Linked DNA regions of Homo sapiens: region 2 is linked to region 1. Evidence: chromatin contacts called from ENCODE Hi-C or POLR2A ChIA-PET data. All regions are on one chromosome and are shown on one strand. The core of a region is the stretch at or near the end of the contact, and the rest is flanking DNA. Distances in the headings are between cores, read along the strand shown. Region 1 overlaps SH3KBP1 (SH3 domain containing kinase binding protein 1). Region 2 overlaps SH3KBP1 (SH3 domain containing kinase binding protein 1).

Region 1 (3,751 bases), core at 593-3,092:
TGGCCAGGTTGGTCTCAAACCCCTGGTCTCAAGTGATCCTCCTGCCTTGACCTCCCAAAGCACTGGAATTACAGGCATAGGCCACCACACCCAGCCCCTTATTTTTTTAATCCTTAGATAATGTAAGGAGTTAAGAAAAGTCACACACGCAACACTGGGAAACACTTGGTTTTAAAGAAAGACTCCAAGTTAAAAGAGAGACACAATAGCTTGAGGAGGGCGAAAGCTAAGTCTCTACCTGGTGTCTTATCTTCCTGCTTGACCTCAGGGGAAAAGATTAATAGTAAGATTTACGAAATGTTAAGAAGACACTTGCTGGGGTGTCTCAGTTATCAAAAAAAATAAAATAAAATAAAATCATACCGTGAAAGTGGCAAAACTCCATGGTGGTATCTGCTTTATCACAACAAAGACATCCCCTGGCCCTTCTTTCTAACCTGTCCTGGCTCCCCACACACTGCTAGAAATGAAACCCCAGGCTGGGCACAGTGGCTCACGCCTGTAATCCCAACACTTTGGGAGGCCGAGGCAGGCGGATCACGAGGTCAGGAGATCGAGACCATCCTGACTAACACGGTGAAACCTCATCTCTACTAAAAATACAAAAAATTAGCCAGGCATGGTGGCGGGTGCCTGTAATCCCAGTTACTCGGGAGGCTGAGGCAGGAGAATCAGTTGAACTCGGGAGGCAGAGGTTGCAGTAGGCTAAGATCGCGCCACCGCACTCCAGCCTGGGCGACAGAGTGAGAATCCATATTAAAAAAAAAGGAAAAAGAAATGAAACCCCAAACCCAGGAGCGTAGGAAAGAGCTGAAATAACACTTTAAATATTCACGATGGTAATTGCAACTCCTACCTCATAATCATGACTTCTCTTTTCCATATTTGGGCCCCGGCTTCCCTGGAGGCACTCCAGGGGCCTTCACAGACATTATCTAATGCTAGGCAGGTCAGCAAGCTAACCATTAAGTACTCTTTTTTTCCTCCACTCTCTCTGATCTAAGCCAGTTTGGACATACTCATAAAGAACTAGTGAGTTCCCTTCCAAGATGGGTGGCTGCTAAGATAGCTCATGTAGTTTTGGAGTGGAAGCCCTTAGGATGTCAAAAAGCTTAACTTTAAACATCTCAATCTGATTCCAACAGTGAAGTTTTCAAAGCTGTCATTACTCCCCCATCCCCAATAAACAAAGCTGGCAGATGTATTATCAAATGATTTCTATAGCTTTTTTTTTTTTCCCCAAATACCTGCTGGTTTCACCCCTGCAGAGATCTGATTCAATAGGTCTGGTGTGGCTGTGAGAAACTGTGTTGTTTAAACTCCCCCAGGTGATCCACACAGCCAGAAGATAGAGAGCTAGGTCTAAAGTGTCAGAAATTATTGCTACTAAAAGGAGGATCGACTGGGAGCTTCTTAGAACTGCAGAATCTCAGCTTCCCCAAACCTACCCGCCCCCAGCCCAAACCCTACCCCCCCCCCCCCACCCGCTGCCATCACAATCTGCCTTTTAACAAGATCCTAGGAAGAAGGGCACATCTGAGTTTAGGCAGCCTAAGGCTACACTGTCGTCTGGCCTCAGAATCTTCTAGGGTTTTTGTTTTTTGTTTGTTTCCCCTTTACAAATGGGAGGGCACAATCAAAATTCACATTCCAGTTTTTTCCAGGATCTTTATTGATGAACAACAGAGTCAAATCCTGCTCTCACCCTCACCATCCTCCTAGAAAACATGACTAGTCAGATTAAATGTAAAGGGAGTCAAAAATGAGACAAAGCCTGTTTTTTAAATTAAAGCAATACATTGTTCCATTTGTGCTGGCAGCATCGGCACTTGCATTACTGCGCATGTTTAAAGCTGCCAGTCGAAATCAGCTCTAGATAGTCAAAGCAGCAGAACCTGCAAAATCTTTTAGCGTTAAAGGGCTTTATGTGGAACCAAAGCATTCCACGGTAAATAATTTGTGGAGCTAATGAGAACTACTAATTGCATCCATTCTTAAAAATCAACATACTTGAAACTTTTTAAAGATTCATGTGCTTATTTCCCTTGTTCAAATAACATCATAAGGCATCCACAGGAAGTTGTGGTTTCAATTAAGACATGGCTGCATATTAAAAAAAAAAAAAAAAAAACACCTCACAGTACCCTATCACAGAGCTCAGCCAAGACTCCCAGAAGTTCTCCGAACCTGACAGATTTGGGTGCCCCTCATGCTAATTACCGTCTGGTTTGAGGTTTGTGAACATAGCCAAGGCCACCCAGACAATGCTATACCATAGTACAATTAGGGGTGAGAGAACACAGACTCTGGAGTTAAGCCACCCACCAGCCCACGTCGAGACCTGCCATTTACAATCTGTGCTCCCTTGGGCAACTTACTTAATGTCTCTGGTCCCTGGGAAGTGCTATATAAAAATTTGCTGTTTGCTGTTTTCCTCATCTAACATGCAGTCCCATGAATGGTACAGATAAAGGAACTATGCACACAGTGGGTGCTCAGTTATTGCTAATGGTTGAAGAACTCTCCATTCACCTGGTATTTCCCTCAATGAATATATCATTACCAAATACCAGCAACCTTTTGGTGTATCAAGAAAGGTACTCTTGGGAAGGTGTTTTTCTTCCCCTAATGGTGAAAAACAAAAACCAATGGATACAAGCATCTTCTTAATCCAATGTAACAGTCTCCCTCTCCAGTCATGTACTTAATATGGTTCATTTATTTTATGTCTCATATCTTCTCAAAAAATAAACACTACTATAGAAAAAGTATGAAAAGCATTTGAGCAGGTGAAAAATGCAGTCTACAAAACAGTAGACTGGGCCAGGCACAGTAGTTTATGCCCGTAATCCCAGCACTTTGGGAGGCTGAGGCAGGTGGATCACTTGAGGTCAGGAGTTCGAGACCAGCCTGGCCAACATGGTGAAACCCTGTCTCTACTAAAATACAAAAATTAGCTGGGCATGGTGGTGTGCACCTGTAATCCCAGCTACTTGGGAGGCTGAGGCAGGAGAATCGCTTGAACCAGGGAAGCGGAGGTTGCACTGAGCCGAGTTCGCGCCACTGCACTCCAGCCTGGGCGACACAGCGAGACTCCATCTCAAAAACAAAACAACCCACTAGACTGGTACCAATTACTTAACAGTTATTGAGATCACAAAAAGTGATTTCCAGAATGTTCCAGGTAGGGAAGTGTCAGACAACATTGCCCTCACGGTATTAATACTATACAATAACACTGTATAGTATTCTGCTGTGTAGTAAGACACAGCAGAAATTGGGACGTTGCAACTATTTACCCATTTTCATCTATTTTAAGCACTCATGACAAATGAACAAGTGATAGATAGTTCAACATGCATTTACTAAATCCATTTCCTTAGGCAGTTTCAGCAGCCAATGTTTTCACATAAACTTAGTACGTGAATTTTACAACTATGTTTGGTTTTCGGTTTTCTTTTTCATCAGAGGCTCCACTTTTAAGAATACCTGTCCTTCTAATTAGTTCTCACAACACAATCCTGGGAAGTCAGGCTGCCAGAGTTCAAATAACTGGGTTGACCCTTAATAGATCTGCAATCTTCAAGTCAGGCAACCTCTCTGAGCTTCAGTTTTCCCATCTATAACATAGGAATAATCACTACTTGGGGCAAGGGATGGAGGGTAAGGAGTAGCTGAGTTAATACAAAGAACAATACAGTTGCACTGGATAAATGATGCAGTATCTACTCACAATTGCAAATTCACATTC
Region 2 (3,751 bases), core at 715-3,214, 36 kb after region 1:
AGTGTGGAACCATCAGGATTAGCAAGATATTTTAAAACTATGTACCTGAACCATGAAGAAAATGTCTTCATTTTTCCACCAATGTCTAAAGTCATACAATACTCAATTTTATGTGTTTCAAAAGTTTGTTAAGCCTAATAATAACAGCGTAGGAGCTTCTCTGGGGTTTTCTTGATCTTCAATTAGTACAGGAATATATGTACACAATCTATACATAATTAAGAAGATACTAAAAAAAAAAAACAAAATTTTTTTTTTTTTTTTAGACAGGGTCTGGCTCTGTTGCCCAGGCTGGAGTGCAGTGGCACCATCTCAGCTCACTGCAACCTCTGTCTCCCAGGCTCAAGTGTTCCTCCCACCTCAGCCTCCCAAGTAGCTGGGACTACAGGTGCACACCACCATGCCCAGCTAATTTTTGTATTGTTTGTAGAGACAGGATTTCACCGTGTTGGTCAGGCTGACTTCAAATGTTCTGCCTGCCTTGGCCTCCCAAAGTGCTGGGATTACAGGCGTGAGCGACCACCCTGGCCATTGCCCTTTCTTTAAACTTAAGTAATCATGCACAGCCTCCTTGCCTTCTGGCCACAGCTAGGTCCTGACTGCCTCCACATCACCTTCCAAGCTCTTCTAGACCCAAGGCCTCTCTGGCCCCTGCCACTGAGGCAATCCCAAGCTGTGTCTTGTCTTCCCTGTGAGCCCCTGAATGCCTTCTGGGTATGGATCACCCTTAGTTCTGCTGGGGCCCCTATAAGCATCCATGACATGCAGTAGGTGCTCAATAAAGACTTGATCAACTGACCACTCAGCTTGCATTTTATGATGATAGACCGTTCCCAGCCCAACAAAGGTGCTACTAAAATGTCAAGTGTCAATCACATTTTGCAAATTGAGTCATATTCTTCCGTGCACTAAGGGAGCTTGCTATTTAAAAGATCCTGTGGTTAATTCTTTTGTAACATGAATAATTACTTCCTGCTTTACCTTTCCTGTCAAGATGAATTTTTTTTACATATCAGGTTTCTCTAAGAAGAGGAAACCTGTGGCTTTGTTAAGAGCTCATAAATCATGAGGATATGTCTCTCCTACCCACTCTAAGGGCTCTTTCCAGTGCCCTCTGCAAGCCTTTGAAAGGTTTAGAACTTTGATGTCCAATACAGTGTCACTGCAAATGTGGCTAATGACTACTTGGAATGTGGCTAGTCTGAACTGACGTGTGCCATAAGATACATCCCAAGTTCCAAAGACTTGTTTAGAAAAAAATAATGTGAAATAGCTCATTATTTTCACATCAATTGCATGTTGAAGTGATGTTTTAGATCTGTTGGGTTAAATAAATATATTATACAAATTAATTTTACCTTTTTAAAATTTTATTAATGTGACTACTAGAACATTTAAAATGACATGTGGCTTGTATCACGTCTCTATAGAACAGAATGGTTTAGGATAATACTTGGCAAACAGGTGGTGAAGATCTTGGATGATACAAACACAGCCAAAATTATATCACAAGAGCCCAGAAGAAAGTCTATGCCCCCAAAACCCATTTCCTTGCCTTCGAGAGGCTGCAGGTAACTGCAGGAAGGATGAAACATTACCTATGATTTTTTTAAAGTGGTACCCTTTGAGAAATTACCTCTGGGTATGAGCAGAAAATTAAAACATTAAGCTAAATAAAATACATCAGAGGTGTAATTAGGATAACAGTAAACAAAATCCCATATTTAAAGACACCATAAATTACAAAACTTAAGAACATCTCCCTGTCAGAAAAATACCACCCTCCAGCTGTGTGCTGTGCCAAAAGGCCAGCCTCCACAAGTTTGCTACATCTACAGTCACTGCAAAAACCAATGCTACAGTTAACCCCATGTTACAAAAAGATAGAGCCAGGGGAGATAAGAGATCTGCTTAGAAATGCAAAACACTTCACCCTCCCCTATCTCTACCTTCAAACTTGCTGGAATGTCTCCTCCCCCAAAGACGAAATGGGTGGTTTTTAACTGTGGGTTGGCTAAGCCAGCTGCCTAGCAGCTTCTCAGGGCCAGCTTCTCACTATGGCGGTGGTGGTGGCGGTGGTATATCCGTGGCCCTGCTCTGTGACCCAGTCCTTCCCTACCTCCCTCTGCTCACTGTCCTTCCTGTCTCCTAGGACCAGTTCACCTCACTATAATTTCACACTGACTTACCCCAACTAGACTGCAACCTTCATCTGGGAAAAGCCCTTATCTTTGCCAGGATTCTAAATCCTTCACCTAGCATCCTGTCTGCTTCAATAAATATTTGAATAAACCAGAAAGCATGAAGGAGAATGAAAGTTTCCAATTAATTTCCTCCGCTGTATACACATATACACAATGTCACAGAGGTCTCAGTGCAGTAAGCTTTAATCATTTCAGAAGTAGAAATGTTACACACTTACTGCTTTTGCACTTATTGTGTTCTGTGAATTCTGAAGAATAAATTTTTAATTTTAGTGTTTTGTTTCAGTCCTCTGAAGGGCATAGAAAATCAAGAAGTAATTTTTTGCCAAAACAGACTTCACCAAAAAAGATCATGAGTACTGATCATTAGAGATGGAAAGAACATCAGATATCATCTAGTCTATTTTTTTTTCCTGAATTTTACAAATGAGGAACTGAGGCCTAGAAGGTTCCATGACTTAGGCTTAGAGACATTGAGAGGTAAATAATGGCAGCATCAAGCCCAGGGCTACGTTCTCCTAAATTATGGTCCACTGGAGAGAAGGAAGGATTTAAAAGAGAAAGCAGAGAAACCTGAGACCAGCGAGATACAGACTTTCACACCATTGATGCGGGCGGGGGGGTGGGGGGGGGCTCTTTTTTTCTTTCATGTATAACATAGTTTCCAGAATACCCAGAAAAAGTTACACCAGTCAGGAACATATTTAAAAAAAAACTATGTTCAAATCTAAAAAGACAGAAAACCAATCAGTGGCTGCCTAGGGCCGGGGATGGGAATGGGGATGGACTGCAGATGGGTATGAAGAATCTTTTTGGGGTGACGGAAATATTCTCAAATTAAATTGTGGTGAGAGTTACAGGATGCTGTAAATTTACTTGAAAAGTATTAAACTGTACACTTAAAATGGGTGAAATTTTATACCTCAGTACAGCTTTTACAAATAAAAATTGGCCGGGCGCAGTGGCTCACGCCTGTAATCCCAACACTTTGGGAGGCCGAGGCGGGCAGATCACAAGGTCAGGAGTTCAAGACCAGTCTGACCAACATGGTGAAACCCTGTCTCTACTAAAAATACAAAAATTAGCTGGGTGTGGTGGCACGTGCCTGTAATCCCAGCTACTCAGGAGGCTGAGGCAGGAGAATAGCTTGAACCCCAGAGGCAGAGGTTGCAGTGAGCTGAGATCATGCCACTGCACTCCAGCCTGGGTGACAGAGCAAGAATCCATCTCAAAAAAATAATAATATTAAAATTAAAAGTCTAAACAATATATATTTAAGAATTTATTATTGTAGATTGTCGGTCATTGAGGTGGTAGACTGTGTTTGTGCCCTAGCAGGAGAACACTCCCCATGCAGGGAGGGGAACTGTTTGGGGGAACTTCCCCTCCACCATGAGATAGTTTGATGGGACTGTCCATCAACATGCCCTGCCCTCTGCCAGCCAATGTATGACATAGGACCCAACTGTGATCAAAGCAATGTGACAAACACTGGAGACGGCTGGAGCAGATTCCCCCACCAGGGCTCTCAGAAGTGAGATCCCTGA

The links. Hi-C counts contacts between places; a loop is a spot of excess contacts on that map. ChIA-PET counts read pairs that join two places held with the same protein, here RNA polymerase II (POLR2A). Pooled maps may share reads with other maps.
Region 2: a map of OCI-LY7 shows a loop between it and region 1 (4-fold over the local background). The contact joins two enhancer-like sites. A Hi-C loop is called at or near these places in 13 of 168 maps with a recorded cell type or tissue (B cell, CD14-positive monocyte, CD4-positive, alpha-beta T cell and 7 more), 22 of 37 single-sample maps with no recorded cell type and 17 of 50 pooled maps. POLR2A ChIA-PET finds 5 or more read pairs at or near these places in 24 of 52 experiments (A549, B cell, CD4-positive, alpha-beta T cell and 18 more).

Annotation. Positions count from the first base shown.
Region 1 is chrX:19,803,414-19,807,164 of GRCh38, forward strand. The region is part of intron 2 of SH3KBP1 (SH3 domain containing kinase binding protein 1); the gene reads right to left. Among named protein-coding and RNA genes, the nearest start is that of SH3KBP1, 82 kb to the right of the region's middle. RefSeq lists an enhancer at 1-69. Within about 2 kb of position 1,843, at least 4 of the 41 ENCODE cell types and tissues checked have a DNase peak (open chromatin) inside an H3K27ac peak, as active enhancers do; they include CD8-positive, alpha-beta T cell, OCI-LY7 and natural killer cell, where a contact is called at or near this core.
Region 2 is chrX:19,839,092-19,842,842 of GRCh38, forward strand. All of the region lies in intron 1 of SH3KBP1 (SH3 domain containing kinase binding protein 1), which reads right to left. Among named protein-coding and RNA genes, the nearest start is that of SH3KBP1, 47 kb to the right of the region's middle. RefSeq lists an enhancer at 1,076-1,125. Within about 2 kb of position 1,965, at least 5 of the 41 ENCODE cell types and tissues checked have a DNase peak (open chromatin) inside an H3K27ac peak, as active enhancers do; they include CD8-positive, alpha-beta T cell, OCI-LY7 and natural killer cell, where a contact is called at or near this core.